Linked DNA regions of Homo sapiens: region 2 is linked to region 1. A link is an interaction called in ENCODE POLR2A ChIA-PET data of the cell type or tissue named here. Cell type or tissue: Caco-2. All regions are shown on one strand. Each heading gives the region's core, and the rest is flanking DNA. Links, peaks and the distances in the headings are about the cores only. Region 1 holds the start of GDF5 (growth differentiation factor 5). Region 2 overlaps RBM39 (RNA binding motif protein 39).

The links. Peaks named below come from ENCODE experiments on the same cell type or tissue, not always from the same donor. Only the 100,000 strongest peaks of a DNase experiment are listed, where the experiment ranks them.
Region 2: POLR2A ChIA-PET joins it to region 1 with 10 read pairs; 3 of 35 experiments call an interaction of 5 or more read pairs at or near these places.

Annotation. Positions count from the first base shown.
Region 1 is chr20:35,438,207-35,451,555 of GRCh38, reverse strand. It overlaps GDF5 (growth differentiation factor 5), which reads left to right and starts at 13,328. Exons shown (of 2, transcript NM_000557.5): 1 at 13,328-13,349. RefSeq lists a silencer at 12,404-12,463 and promoters at 13,155-13,349, 12,873-13,349. In Caco-2, for the core only: CTCF peaks have their summits at 12,150 and 12,350 (motif pointing right); a DNase peak (open chromatin) is centred at 12,375.
Region 2 is chr20:35,705,824-35,708,323 of GRCh38, reverse strand. RBM39 (RNA binding motif protein 39) reads left to right here. Exons shown (of 17, transcript NM_184234.3): 14 at 1,123-1,204. Among named protein-coding and RNA genes, the nearest start is that of ROMO1, 7.7 kb to the right of the region's middle. In Caco-2, for the core only: no CTCF peak of the experiment used is centred there; no DNase peak of the experiment used is centred there.

The DNA of each region.
Region 1 (13,349 bases), core at 10,850-13,349:
TCTGCAAACTGCATGGAGCATTTGAGACGTACAAACAGGTGTTCCTACCTATCACCTGGCTTGGGGCCCAAGAGTCCTATAAAGACTTAAACCAGACAATTCAAGTCTGATCATGTTCAGACCTGTCTGATGAACCAGACTGGGGAGTTCTCAAAGGAGGCTGGATTGGAGGGAAAGGCAATGGATGAGTTGAAAGAAAATCAACCCTGGTCCCTGCCAGGTGAGGGGAACGGTTTCTTCCTTTATATCCTAAATTCCATCTCTAGAAATATGCCTTGTACTCAAACCCTCTCTGAGGGCTATAATATGGATCTTTCCTACACCCAGCCTTGCTCATTATTTATACATATTCCTCCTAGCCCATGCCAAGAGGCCGTCTGGACTAACTGAATTAAAAAATATATATATATATGTATGTGAAATTTCAAAATGAGGTGCTAAATCACTACATATATATTTGTGTATATATATATATATATATATATATATATTTTTTTTTTTTTTTTTTTTTTTCTGTTAGTCTAAAATCTGTTTGAAAGTTCCTAAATCCCTTATCCCAATATAAAGGGGTCTGCAGGTGGAGGATAGATAATTTGTGTGGAGATATTTCTGGCTATGAGTCCCCATTCCTCCTTGGGGAAGATTAAGAGGACATTACTTTTAACCGCTCAAACCAAGTGACTAGGAGAGGGGGCTTCCATGAGAATCTGAGATGCAGAATCCATACCATTGCACTTAGGGAGTATCGTGACCAGGATATGCTTCCTGCCTGTGAACTCTAGCAAGAAGAGACAAGCCTGCTGACTATTAGGTCCTGTTCAGTAGGGCTTCCTGGAGGTATAAAGGGACCCCAGGAACAAGAAGCTAGACAAATGGCCATTAATAGATGCCTTTGCTAAGGGAACTGCAGGAGAGGGGCCAGTAGGGAACCCCTGAAGAGTGTATAAAAGCACCCCATGATGCTTTGATGATGGATAGAGATGGCTATAAACATCTGCGAGGCCCAGAAAGCACTAAGCCAGCTATTACACTGGTTCAAAGAAGACTTTTCCCACCCCCATCTTCCTCTCCATGTTAACATGGAGACATGTTGAGTGACTAAAGTGAGCTGAGGATGACAGAGAGGGAAAAATAGAGGGAAAAAAAGTCAACCACTTTCCTCTTTCTTTCTCACTGCAAGGTAACAGTCTGGAGCACCAAAACGATAGTCTCTTGCTGCTGTTCCTCTGAGTCCATTCTTTTTTTTTTTTTTTACAGAGTCTCACTTTGTAGCCCAGGCTGGAGTGCAGTGGCACGATCTTGGCTCATTGCAACCTCCGCCTCCTGGGTTCAAGTGATCCTCGTGCCTCAGCCTCCTGAGAAGCTGGGATTACAGGCGCCCACCACCACCACACCCAGCTTTTTTTTTTTTTTTCAGTAGAGATGGGGTTTCACCATGTTAGCGAGGCTGGTCTTGAATTCCTGACCTCAAGTGATCCGCCCACCTCGGCTTCCCAAAGTGCTGGGATTACAGGCGTGAGCCGCGACGCCCGGCCCATTCTCTCTCTCTCTCTTTTTTTTTTTTTAAGAGACAGGGTTTTGCTCTTTCACTCAGGTTGGAGTGCAGTGATTTGATCATAGCTCACTGCAGCTTCAATCTCCTGGGCTCAAGCGATCCTCCTGGCTCAGCCTCCCGAGTAGCTAAGACTATAGGCCTGTGCCACCAGTCCTGGCTAATTTGTTTAAAAATTTTTTTGTAGAGATGGGGACTCACTGTGTTGTCCAGGTTGGTCTTGAATTCCTGGCATCAAGCAATGTTCCTACTTTAGCCTCCCAAAGTGCTGGGATTATAGGCTTGAGCTGCCGCGCTGAAGTTCCATTCATTCATTATTTTTAAAATATTGATTGAGCACCTACTGTGTGCCAAAAGTTGAGTTATGCACTGGGAGGGACCCAAAGAACAATAATAAATGAACTCTGTCCAGAGCCTCTGTTCACAAACTCACATGGCAGGCAAGCAAGTAAAGAAATAGTTCACACACACACAGTGTAGTAAATTCTATAAAGAGGGAGCAGCTGGCTACACAGCATCAGGCCACTATGACTTGTTTGTGAAGGATAAAAACGCTAAAATTAGCCAGGTGTGGTGGTGCACTACTGTAGTCCCAACTATTCTGGAGGCTGAGGTAGGAAGGATCGCTTGAGCCCAGGAGGTTGAGGCTGCAGTGAGCTGTGTTCAAGCCACTGCACTCCAACCTGGGCAACACAGCAAGACCCTGTCTCAAAAAAAAAAAATGCTAAGCAGACAAGCCAGGCATGGTGGCATGTGGCTGTAGTCCCACCCACTCAAGAGGCTGAGTCAGAAGAACCTCTTGAGCTTAGGAGTTTGAGACCAGCCTGGGCAGCATAGCAAGACCCCATCTCAAAAAAAAATGCTAAGCAAAGTGGCAGGGGTGGGGTGGTGGCGGGGATTCCAAGCAGCATGTGCAAAGGCACAGCAGCATGCTAGAGCATGGGATGTGTTAGGAATGCCGGACACTCCTCTTGCTGATGCCACCATCTGGTTGAATTGTGTCAATCTCCCTAGTTGGATTCCCTTTGTCAGCTGGATATTTTCTCCCTGGTCCTGACCCCGCCTCAGTAGGCAGTTCTTATTCCAGTCCTAGCCCCCTCTCACTCACTAAGTCAGGCTCGAAGTGACCAGCGTACCCAAGCTTGAGATTCTTGAAGTGGATGACATCTTTTCACTATCACTCAGGGCTTGGGCAATAAAGGATGTCCAGTCACAGTTCCCACAGGACCAGGTCCTCTCCTTCCTCAAAAATGGGCCCTTGGTCAGGCCTGATGGCTCATGCCTGTAATCCCAGCACTTTGGGAGGTGGAGGCAAGTGGATCGCTTGAAGCCAGAAGTTTGAGACCAGCCTGGCCAACATGGCGAAACCCTGTCTCTACTAAAAATACACAAATTAGCCGGGCCTGGTGTCGTGCACCTGTGATCCCAGCTGCTCGGAAGGCTGAGGCACAAGAATCGCTTGAACCTGTGAGGAGGAGGTTACAGTGAGCCAAGATTGCTCCACTGCACTCCAGCCTGGGTGACAGAGTGAGACAAAAAAAAAAAAAAAAAAAAAGTCGGGGGGGCCCTTAACTATATATATATATATATTTTTTTTTTTTTTTTTGAAAAAAACAAAAAGTCCCGTAGCCAGGACTACAGATGTGCACCACCGCGTCCAGCTTGCCTTATGTTCTTGAGCAACCCTCTTTCCCTTTCTGAGCCTCAAATTCCTCAGCTGCAATATGGGGATAACAGTACTTACCAGCTAGGGTTCTTATACACAAAGTGGGAATTAGAATTAGATGGAGGGAAGGAGGAGTGGAGGAGTCCAGCAAGGATCTGAGATTTCTGAGCTCAAGAATGACAACAAGGTTTCCAGTGATTAGAGAGGTTTCCTGTGATTAGAGAGATTGGGGTGTGAGGGGAGAGGGGAACTTTCTCTTTTAACTTTATAAACTTTGGTATTATTTGAATATTTTTACAATGAACATGATTTAATTTTATAATCAAATATATTTGGTATGAATATCATGCATCGATAAAAAGGTGTTTAAATTTTTTTTTTATTTTATAGAGACGGGCTTGTGCCATGTTGCTCAGACTGATCTCCAACTCCTGGGCTCAGGCAGTTTTCCCGCCTCAGCCTCCCAAAGTGCTGGGATTACAGGCATGAGCCACCGTGCCCTGCCTAATAAAGTTTTTAAAAAGCTGATGTTACTATATTGTGTGGAAAGTCATCTAGGAGACTGATCAGAGTTGTTGCTTCTGGGGAGGACTGAAAGACCCAGGGTCTGGGGTGGGAGGAAAATATTTTCTTTTGCATTCTTTTCTACTGTTTGAATTTTTAAAATCATGAATTCATATTACTTTTCTTCCTAATATGTATGACTTTTTATAAGTTTTAGAATTATTTTAAAAATAAAAATATTTTCTAGAATAAATATGTAAAACATGTGGTTATTTTATTCACACCCCTCTACCCACAACAGACAGACACACGCAACACTCACATACAATTTCCAGCTTCAGATTGTAGTACAGGTATTTGCAGCCCAGGGAAGGAATTTGATTGACTTATGGACAGAAGGCCCAGAGACACTCAACTCTAGCAAGGTGCAGCTCCCGAGTATCCCAGCAGGGGGAGCCCTTGAGAGCGCGTCCTGAGCAGTGGCCACTGCTGCGGAGTCTAGAAAAGAAACCAGGTTTTCATTGTTAAATTCCCACCTATGAGTGAGAACACGCGGGAATTGAACAATAAGAACACTTGGACACAGGAAGGGGAACATCACACACCGGGGCCTGTTGTGAGGTGGGGGGAGGGGGAAGGGGTAGCATTAGGAGATATACCTAATGTAAATGACGAGTTAATGGGTGCAGCATACCAACGTGGCACACGTATACATATGTAACAAACCTTCACATTGTGCACATGTACCCTAGAACTTAAAGTATAATAAAAAAATTTTAAAAAAACATATGTAACAAACCTGCATGCTGTGCACATGTACCCTAGAACTTAAAGTATAATAATAATAAAAAAGAAAAGAAAAGAAACCAGGTTTGCGGCGCGGGTGAGTGTAGGCAGAGGCGGCTCTGCTCTTGCTGGGATTCTCGGGTTGGGACAGGCAGTCCCCACAGATTAGAAGGAGCACAGATGAAAAGGGAAGGGACTCTGGGCTTTCCTCCCTGCCAGCTCCTAACCTGTAGGGTGGTCAGTCCTCTCTTTACGTGGGAAGGGCACTGGATTCAGAATTAGGGTCTTGGGTTGAATTCTAGCTCGGTCGTCTTTAGCTGTGTGAACTTGTGCCGATCACTTAACTACTCAGAGGCTTAATTTCCTCATTTATGAAACAAGGACAATATTAACAGTGGAATCTTTTTTAAAAAAACAAAACAAAACAAAACTGTAATTTATGATTAGCCAGGTGCAGTGGCTTGCACCTGTAGTCCCAACTACTCAGGAGGCTGAGAAGGGAGGATCACTTGAGCTCAGGAGTTCGAGGCTGCAGTGAGCCGAGATCTCACCACTGCACTCCTGCCTGGATGACAGAGTGAGACCCTGTCTCAAAAAAAAAAAAAAAAAGCAATAAATAAAATTATAATTTATGAAGCACATACTGTATTTTGGTCATTGAAAGGTACTTTACATATATAAACACATTAATTCTTATAACCACTCTGTGATACAAGTTTTTTTTTGTTGTTGTTTTTGAGACGGAGTTTCGCTCTTGTTGCCCAGGCTGGAGTGCAATGGCTGGATCTCAGCTCACTGCAACCTCTGCCTCCTGGGTTCAAGCAATTCTCCTTCCTCAGACTCCCAAATAGCTGGAATTACAGGTGCCTGCCACCACATTCAGCTATTTTTTTTGTATTTTTAGTAGAGACGGGGTTTCACCATGTTGGCCAGGCTGGTCTCAAACTCCTGACCTCAGGTAATCTGCCCACCTCAGCCTCCCGAAGTGCTGGGATTACAGGTGTGAGCCACCACACCTGGCTTATTTATTTTATTTTATTGTTTTATTTTTATTTATTTATTTTTATTATTATTTTTTGAGACAGAGTTTTGCTCTTGTTGCCCACGCTGGAGTGCAATGGCGCGATCTCAGCTCACTGCAACCTCCGCCTCCCGGGTTCAAGCAATTCTCCTGCCTCAGCCTCCCGAATAGTGGGATTACAGGCATGCACCACCACACCCAGCTAATTTTGTATTTTTAGTAGAGATGGGGGTTTCTCCATGTTGGTCAGGCTGGTCTCGAACTCACAACCTCAGGTGATCTGCCCGCCTCAGCCTCCCAAAGTGCTGGGATTACAGGCATGAGCCACCATGCCCAGCCTATTTTTTTATTTTTTTGTTTTTTGAGATGGAGTCTCACCCCGTCGCCCAGACTGGAGTGCAATGGTGCTATCTCAGCTCACTGCAACCTCCGCTTCCTGGGTTCAAATGATTTTCCTGCCTCAGCCTCCCGAGTAGCTAGGATTACAGGTGCCCGCCACCATGCCCAGCTAATTTTTGTATTTTTAGTAGAGTCAGAGTTTCACCATGTTGGCCAGGCTGGTCTCGAACTTCTGAATTTGTTATCTGCCCCGCCTCTGCCTCCCAAAGTGCTAGGATTACAGGCGTGAGCCACTGCACCCGGCCAGTTTTTTTTATTTTTATAGAGACAGGTCTTGCTATGTTGCCCAGGCTGGTCTCGAACTACTGGGCTCAAGCAATCCTCCCATCTCAGACTCCCAAAGTGCTGAGATTATAGGTGTGAGCCAAGTATGTTTTTACCGGTTTGCCCAGCTAGGTATATCGTTATTATTCCCATTTTATACATGAGGAAACTGAGGCAGGGAGAGATGAAATAATTTGCTTGAGATTACATAGCTGATAAATGGGGGGAACCAGGATTTGAAGGTGAGTGACTTAGCTCTTAATCATTATTTCACTACTCTCCTGCTTAAAACATCCCATTGGGTTCCCAGTGCACTAAAAGTAAAATCCAGGCCAGGCACGGTGGCTCACACCTGTAATCCCAGCGCTTTGGGAGGCTGAGGCGGGTGGATCACCTGAAGTCAGGAGTTTGAGACCAGCCCAGCCTGACCAATATGGTGAAACCCCATCCCTACTAAAAATACAAAAATTAGACGGGGTGCGGTGGCCCATGCCTGTAATCCCAGCACTTTGGGAGGCCTAGGTGGGCAGATCAGGAGGTCAGGAGTTCGAGACCAGCCTGGCCAACATGGTGAAAACCTGTCTCTACTAAAAATACAAAAATTAGCTGGGCATGGTGACGGGCACCTGTAATCCCAGCTACTTGGGAGGCTGAGGCAAGAGAATCGCTTGAAACCAGAAGGCGGAAGTTGCAGTAAGCTGAGATCACACCATTGCACTCCAGCATGGGCAACAGAGCAAGACTCTTGTCTCAAAAAAACAAAAGAAAAAGAAAAGAAAATCCAGCTCCCTTTCCAGGGCTTATAAGGCCATACAAGATGTGGTTCTGGCATGATCTGACCTCACCTCCTGCCACTGCCCCCTTCGCTCACTCTGCTTCAGCCACACCAGCTCCTCCTTACCTCAGATGTACCAAGTGCAAAGGCCTCAGGGCCTTTGCAACTGCTGTTCCCCCCACCTGGAATGCTTGTCCTCCAGACTTCAGTATGTCTCGTTTTCTCACTACATCTGGGTCTCTGCCCAAACATCACCCCCTCAAAGGGCATTCCTTGCTAAAATAGACACCTCTTTGACCCTGCTTAATTTTTCTTCACAGCACTTAGCATTCTCTTATGTGTTTGTTCCTCTGTCTCTTCCACCAGAATGTGAGAAGAGACAAACAAACGCATAAGAGAAATTTCAGATAAAACACTTGGTTTGTCTTGTCCATGGCTAGATACCCAGAACTCTACCTGGGGCCCATCCCATGGTAGGCACCCAATAAATGTTTGCTGAATAGTTAAGTAGATAAAGAAATGAATACCCAACATCACCCAATTGGCAAATGGCAGAACTGGAACACTGCATTGTCTGGTCCCAGCGCCTGTTCTCTCAGCTGCTGTGCTGTGCAGGACTGACTCCCGGAGAGATCTCGGGAGGTTCGGATAGCATCATGAATGGGAAGCCATTTTGAAAATTGACAAGTGCTTGAAAAAGGGATTATTATTATTATCACTCAGTTCACTGTTTACTCATCTGGAGACACAATAAAAAAGGGATAATAATAATCTGGCCGGCCGGCGCAGTGGCTCACGCCTGTAATCCCAGCACTTTGGGAGGCTGAGGTGGGTGGATCATTTGAGGTCAGGAGTTCGAGACCAGCCTGGCCAGCATGGTGAAACCCTGTCTCTACTAAAAATACAAAAATTAGCCAGGGGTGGTGGCGCATGCCTGTAGTCCCAGCTACTTGGGAGGCTGAGACAGGAGAATCGCTCGAACCTGGGAGGCAGAGGTTGCAGTGAGCCGATATCATGCCATTGCACTCCAGCCTGGGCAACAGAACTAGACTCTGTCTCCAAAAATAATAATAATAATAATAATAATCTGGCCAACTGACTTTATAAGGATGGTTTATGGAACAGCAATGAGACAATGGATGGGGAAACATAAAAGCAAAAGGCTCTACATGGCAGAAGGGGCTGCAGAGATTACTTCCATGTCAGTGGCTTCCCAAGGCTCCCATCCTCTACCTCAAGTTTGACATTAATATTGCTGACAGGAGAGGGGGAGGTTGGGGGACACGGGGGACCCAGGGACGCTGTGTCCCAGTAATTAAACATGTCGGGACTGAAGCACTGCCAGCGGCAGCATCTGGTTGCAATTACCAGAGGGAACCAAAGTGATTAGTCACCTTTATAGTGAGAGCCAGGCAGGAACCCTGGGCTCCTCTCTGGAGAGGGCCTTCTAACCAAGCTCAGAGTCCCCTTTCCCTGCTCCCAGCCCATTTCTGGGAGTTCCCTGTTCCTCAAACAATAGCCCTGGCCTCGAGACTCCTCCATGTCCCCAAAGTCCCAGCCCACTGGGTTAGACGTTGACTGAAAGGAATACTGTAACTTTCCCCAGTGCCCTATCACTTCTAGTGTTTCTAGGGGCCAGATTAGGCTTTTTGGGTATAAAATGTGTTGAAGCCAAAATTAGATTTAAAAAATAATTTAACCTTTCTGAACCTAAATTTATTTATCTTTAAAATGAGAGTATTGGGCCAGGCATGGTGGCTCATGCCTGTAATCCTAGCACTTTGGGAGGCCGAGGTGGGCAGATCACTTGAGGTCAGGAGTTCGAGACCAGCCTGGCCAACATGGTGAAACCCCCGTCTCCACAAAAATACAAAAAATTAGCCGGGCGTCTTGGTGCGCATCGGTAGTCCCAGCTACTTGGGAGGCTGAGGCAGGAGAATCACTTAAACTGGGAGGCAGAGGTTGTAATGAGCTGAGATTGAGCCACTGCACTCTTCACTCTAGCCTAAGTGACAGAGCAAGACTCTGTCTCAAAAAAAAAAAAAAAAAAAGACGGGTATCAAGAGTTACCTTCGGGCTGGGCACGGCGGCTGATGCCTGTAATCCCAGCACTAGGGGAGGCCAAGCCACATACAGAGACATTGTGGTTGTTCAACTCGTTCATTTATTCACTCTCTGAGCTTACAAAATGCTTTTTTGTGGATCACCTGAGGTCAGGAGTTGGGACCAGCCTGGCCAACATGGTGAAACCCCATCTCTACTAAAAATACAAAAATTAGCTGGGCGTGGTGGTACACATCTGTAATCCCAGCTACTCAGGAGGCTGAAGCAGGAAAACCCCTTGAACCCAGGAGGCGGGGGTTGCAGTGAGCTGAGATTGCGCCACTGCACTCCAGACTGGGTGAGAGAGCGAGGCTCCATCTCAAAAAAATAAAAAAAGTTACTTTCGGCCACATGTGGTGATTCACACCTGTAATCTCAGCACTTTGGGAAGCCAAGGCGGGCAGATCACTTGAGCCCAGAAATTTGAGACCAGCCTGGGCAACATGGTGAGACCCTGTCTCTACAAAGAATACAAAAATTAGCTGGGCATCGTGATGTGCACCTGTAGTCCTAGCTACTTGGGAGGCTGAGGTGGGAGGATCACCTGAGCCCCATGATCACGCCATTGCACTCCAACCTGGGCAACAGGTAAGACCCTGTCTCAAAAAACAACAATGAAAACCACTACCTTCATAGCATTGTCATGAAGATAAATAACACATAAATGCAATGGAGTACAAAACCCAGAGTCTAGTTGACTGGAATAAGTGCTTTAAAAAAAATAGCTATTATTGGCCGGGTATGGTGGCTTACACCTGTAATCCCAGGACTTTGGGAGGCCGAGGCAGGCAGATCACAAGGTCAGGAGATCGAGACCATCCTGGCTACCACAGTGAAACCCCATCTCTACTAAAAATACAAAAATTAGCCGGGCGTGGTGGCACGCACCTGTAGTCCCAGCTACTTGGGAGGCTGAGGCAGGAGAATCACTTGAACCCGGGGGGTGGAGGTTGCAGTGAGCCAAGATCATGCCACTGTACTCCAGCCTGGGTGACAGAGTGAGACTCCATCTAAAAAAAAAAAAAAAAAAAGCTATCATTAACAATTGCCATTAATAGTTGATCACTTTATGCAATTTAATTTTATTTATTTTTTTAGTAGAGACAGGGTTTCACCATGTTAGCCAGGATGGTCTTGATCTCCTGACCTCGTGATCCACCTGCCTCGGCCTCCCAAAGTGCTGGGATTACAGGCGTGAGCCACTGCGCCTGGCCGCAATTTACTTCATTGAATCTCCAACAAGAGTCCTGTGAGGTAAGCACTATCGTTATCACTGTTTAGAGTTTCAGAGGGGTTTAGAGGCTTCCCAAGATCACACAATACATAAATAGCAGAACCAAGCTTCAAAACCAGGTCTGTTTGTCTCCAGAATCCTTGCTCTTTATCAAGCCACGTACAGAGACATTGTGGTTGTTCAACTCATTCATTTATTCACTCTCTGAGCTTACAAAATGCTTAAGAAGTGGCAAGACAATTCTTCCCTTCAAGAAACTTAGAGTCTAATGGGAAAGGCAGGTTATGTCCACAAATAACTACACCTCAAAGTAGAAAATGATGATTTTTGTCAATAAGGGCCAGTTAGAGATTAATTTATTCATATAACACGTACTGAGAGCTGCTGTGGGCTGGGCCCTCTGCCAAGCACTGGGTATAATTCAAAGATAAATATGGCACAGTCTAGTCATAATCTAATGGGAGAGACAGGTATGTAAAGAAATTATTATAGTTATAAGGAATTAAGTTATGATTTTAAAATATGACAAAATACAGAGTGGAAGAAACAAACTGTGTTGGGATAGGGGGCAGAGGCAGAGACTGAATAAACTTTCAGCTGCCAAAAAATGTAAAAGAGCACAGAAAATGTGTGATGGCAGCTCAGGGGGAGTGTGCATTTTCTGGAGGATGCAAGAAGGCTTCATGGAGGAGGTGGCACGTGGGTTGGCACTTGTTTGATGGGTAGCTTTTAGTAGAGGGTTGAACCAGAGAGAGCCTGGAGGCCTAGAAGCCAGTTATAGGGGAGAATCATAGCGAGGCAAGCAATGAGGAGGACAGGGCAGTGACAGAGGTGGTGAGGAGGGAGTGAAGGGAGGGATGCCAGAGAGGACTGGTTCAGTGGGAACAAGTCTGTTTTTAATTTTTTTATTTTATTAATATTATTTATTTACTTATTTTGTGTGTGTGTGATGGACTCTAGCTCTGTCACCTAGGCTGGAGTGCAGTGGTGCGATCTCGGCTCACTGCAACCTTTGCCTCCACACCCGGCTAATTTTTTGTATTTTTGGTAGAGATGCCTGCAATCCCAGCACTTTGAGAGGCCAAGGTGGGTGGATCACTTGAGGTCAGGAGCTCGAGACCAGACTGGCCAACATGGTGAAACTCCGTCTCTACTAAAAATACAAAAAATAGATAGGCATGGTGGTGTGCACCTGTAGTCCCAGCTACTCGAGAGGCTGAGGCAGGAGAATCGTTTGAACCCAGGAGGTGGAGATTACAGTGAGCCAAGATCGCACCACTGCACTCCAGCCTAGGTGACAGAGTGAGACTCTGTCTCAAAAAAAAAAAAAAAAAAAAAAAAAAGAAGGAAGCCTATCTGACTATTGCTTCTCCCCCGCCATCCTTCTTACAGCGTGAAAAGTGTTGTTGTAGAGAAATGTACAGAAGGGGTAACTGGCTCTGTCTGGGGACGAGGAAAGGCTTCCCGAAGGAGGTAAATTTTCAGCTAAACTTCTCAGGATGTAGAGTGCTTCCTCCAGTTGTGGGAGAGAGAGAGGAGGATATTTCAGGTGAAGCGAACAGCTTTCCCCGCTGACCCTGTGTTAAGTTGCCCAGGGGCTCTACGGCGAAGGTTCCCCAGAGGAAGGGATCTTCCATACTTCAATGAGGCACTTTAAGAAACCCTTGAGTTCAGCTGGAATTCAGACCTTCCAGAGCTACCAGAAAAACATCATGTGGGAAATTGTGCCCGGCGCGGTGGCTCACGCCTGTAATCCCAGCACTTTGGGAGGCCGAGGCGGGCGGATCACGAGGTCAGGAGATCGAGACCATCCTGGCTAACATGGTGAAACCCCATCTCTACTACAAACGTAAAAAATCAGCCAGGTGTGGTGGCAGGGGCCTGTAGTCCCAGCTACTGGGGAGGCTGAGGCAGGGGAATGGCGTGAACCTGGGAGGCAGAGATTGCAGTGAGCTGAGATCATGCCACTGCACTCGACAGAGCGAGACTCCGTCTCAAAAAAAAAAAAAAAAAAAGCGTCATGTGGGAAATGGCTTTTCCAGCCTCCTGTAGGGGCCGCTGCTGCCCCAGACTCAGCCAGTCTTGTCTAAGAAAACTCAGAGGACGTCTCTGCTGGGGTGGTGGTGGGGTACACCCTGGACCTGCCGCCATCCAAGGAGTGAACTTAAGGGCGACAGTGCCCCCAAGCCTGAAGAATATGCACTCAGTCAATGGCATTTGGGGGTAGGGAGGGGGTGTAGTGGGCACTGATATTTTTCAGTCTCTGGGTCACCACAAGTTTATTAAAATAAAAGAAAATGTGGGTAAATGCTGCCATCTGTGCTGTCCCTACTCCCAATACACACACACAGGCACACACACACACAGGCACACACACACACAGGCACATAAACACACACACACACACACACACACACACACACACACGCATAACAAATCAGGTCCCAGACTAGATGCAGGAGTTGAAACTGCTTTAAAAACACTCTAAGAACTTAACTACAAACCCACACTCCCCATGCTTCTGGGGCTTAAGATCTTTGAGCTCATTCTTCAGCATCTCTCCTCGGGAAAGTGGGGTGGGCTGCTCCATGAGGTGGAGGTGAAGACCCCTGAGTCTGCCCTGTGGAGGGGGAGGCCCCCTAAGCCTAGAGTCCCGCTGCAGGGCTCTGTGCCAGGAGCCCCCGTGAGCCATGGCCTCGAAAGGGCAGCGGTGATTTTTTTCACATAAATATATCGCACTTAAATGAGTTTAGACAGCATGACATCAGAGAGTAATTAAATTGGTTTGGGTTGGAATTCCGTTTCCAATTCCTGAGTTCAGGTTTGTAAAAGATTTTTCTGAGCACCTGCAGGCCTGTGAGTGTGTGTGTGTGTGTGTGTGTGTGTGTGTGTGAAGTATTTTCACTGGAAAGGATTCAAAACTAGGGGGAAAAAAAAACTGGAGCACACAGGCAGCATTACGCCATTCTTCCTTCTTGGAAAAATCCCTCAGCCTTATACAAGCCTCCTTCAAGCCCTCAGTCAGTTGTGCAGGAGAAAGGGGGC
Region 2 (2,500 bases), core at 1-2,500, 270 kb before region 1:
TCTAGTTTTTTTTAAGGATACTTCCATATCTTCTGTAAGCTACACAGTGAGCTTCATTTTTGCACAGTTATAATACACTCTCGAATCTTTAACTTTTTTCCAGCAGAATTTGACATGTTATATTAAAATTTTGTTTTATTTAAAATAAAACTTTATGAAAGAAAAAACTTATATGTTACAGAGAAGCTAAAGCACCTGTAATGCTACCAGAAAGTTATCATTTATGATATATTTCATGCACAGCCCTAATTTCTCGGTGTAATATTTCTGATACTTTAAGTGATCGTTTATTTTAATTACCATAATTTCTAATGCACTGTTTTATCCTTAGCTTTGTTTGTTATTATGTTTTGGAATGAAATTTGGTCAGATAATATGATTACGGTGAGTTCTGTAACAGCTACTGGTAATATTTTTGTAAATCACGTGAAAGCATTGGAGCAACTGTCTTGGAAAATGCTCTTTAAACTTCAAACCCCAGTATGTTTTGGTAGTAGTGGATATTACACATATATGCTGCTCTTTTCAGTGTTCTTTTATTGTGCGAAAACATTTTTAAAACATTTGATTTATTAATAGGATTTATTTTTAATAGGATTGTTAATAGGATTTATTTTTCTAGGACATTGTCTTTAAACACTTGGATGATTTTATATGTCTTAATTCTTTAATAATTTGTAGATTTAAAAAACTTCGTGGGCAGAAAGCGAAGAAATAGGAAAGGATATAGATTTATTTGGCATTTCAAAGGATTTTGTTTTATTATCCCCTCTTATTTGGGTATAAACTCAAATCTATTTTATCCTTCATCTGTTTGGATTGATGTGTATTGAGATTTTGTCTAATTGAACTGATTTTGATAACACATAAAGTTTAATTTCCCTGTTAAAATAGGACTCCCAAATTTCTGAATGTCTGTTTCAAGTATTAGGTTACCTCAGTTTTCTGGCACCTAAAAGCTACTGATAACATACATTAGTAGCAATATTAAATAAGGTAAAATAACTCCAGTGACATCCTAGTTACATGCTTGGGGTGGGTTTTTGGTTTCGTTTTAAAGTATTTATGAGGGATACTTTCATGCATTTTCCATGAAACTAATTTTTCTCTTTCTTTTTTTAGCTTCAGCTTTAGCTGCAGCTGCCTCTGTTCAGCCACTTGCAACACAATGTTTCCAACTCTCTAACATGTTTAACCCTCAAACGTAAGTAATGGACTTTATTCTTGATATTTCCTATCAAGGCGTCAATAGAGTTGTTTTATATATTTCTCTTTTTTTTTTTTTTTTTTTTTTTTAAGATGGAGTTTCGCTCTTGTTGTCTAGGCTGGAGTGCAATGGCGCGATCTTGGCTTACTGCAACCTCCGCCTCCTGGGTTCAAGCGATTCTCCTGCCTCAGCCTTCCGAGTGGCTGGGATTACAGGCATGCGCCACCACACCTGGCTAATTTTGTAGTTTTAGTAGAGATGGGGTTTCACCATGTTGGTCAGGCTGGTCTCAAACTCCCGACCTGAGGTGATCCGCCCACCTTAGCCTACCAAAGTGCTGGGATTACAGGCATGAGCCACCGGGCCCGGCCTGGTATTTCCGTATTTCATTTGAAACTGCATAGTTTTGATCCTTTTAAAATAATTTTTCGGCCAGGTGCGGAAACTATGCCTAGCTAGTGATTAGGATGCTAATAACTATTAGCATTAGAATGCTAGTAACTATGCCTAGCTAGTGATTAGAATGCTATTTTTTAACTCTTCTCATTGGTTTTATAAATCATATTTATAATATAGTACATCCAATCAAAATGTAGATTTTTGTTTCGATTTCAATAAGTTACATTTCATATAATGACAATTGTATGACTGTTTCATCCAAAGAGTCTTGAATTCTTTTGTTTTCCCAGTACCAAATTTACTTTAGTTTTATCTATGAAATGGTGATAAACTTTCGTTGTAAGTATCATTTGATAGCATTGAAGTATTTAACTTTTTTTGTTGGAGCCAGAGTCTCAGTCTAGGTTGGAGTATAGTGGCGCCACCGGCTCTATCTTAGCTCACTGCAACCTCCATCTCCCAGGTTCAAGCAGTTCTCATGCCTTTCGAGTAGCTGGGATTACAAGTGCACACCACCACGCCCAACTACTTTTGTGTTTTTAGTAGAGACAGGGTTTTGCCGTGTTGGCCAGGCTGGTCTCGAACTCCTGACCTTAAGTGATCTGCTCGCTTCAGCATCCGAAAGTGCTGGGATTACAGGCGTGTGCCATGATGCCTGGCTGATTTTTGTATTTTTATAGTAGAGCTGGGGTTTCGCCATGTTGGCCAGGCTGGTCTTGAACTCCTGACCTCAAGTGATGTGCCCGCCTCAGCTTCCCAAAGTGCTGAAATTACAGGCATGAGCTGCTGCGCCTGGCCCATTTAACTATTTAAAAGTCACTTTCAAGTTATGCAGAGTCATAAAGTAGGATGGGATCAATATTTTCTATCTTATTTTGCTTTGATTTTCCCCAG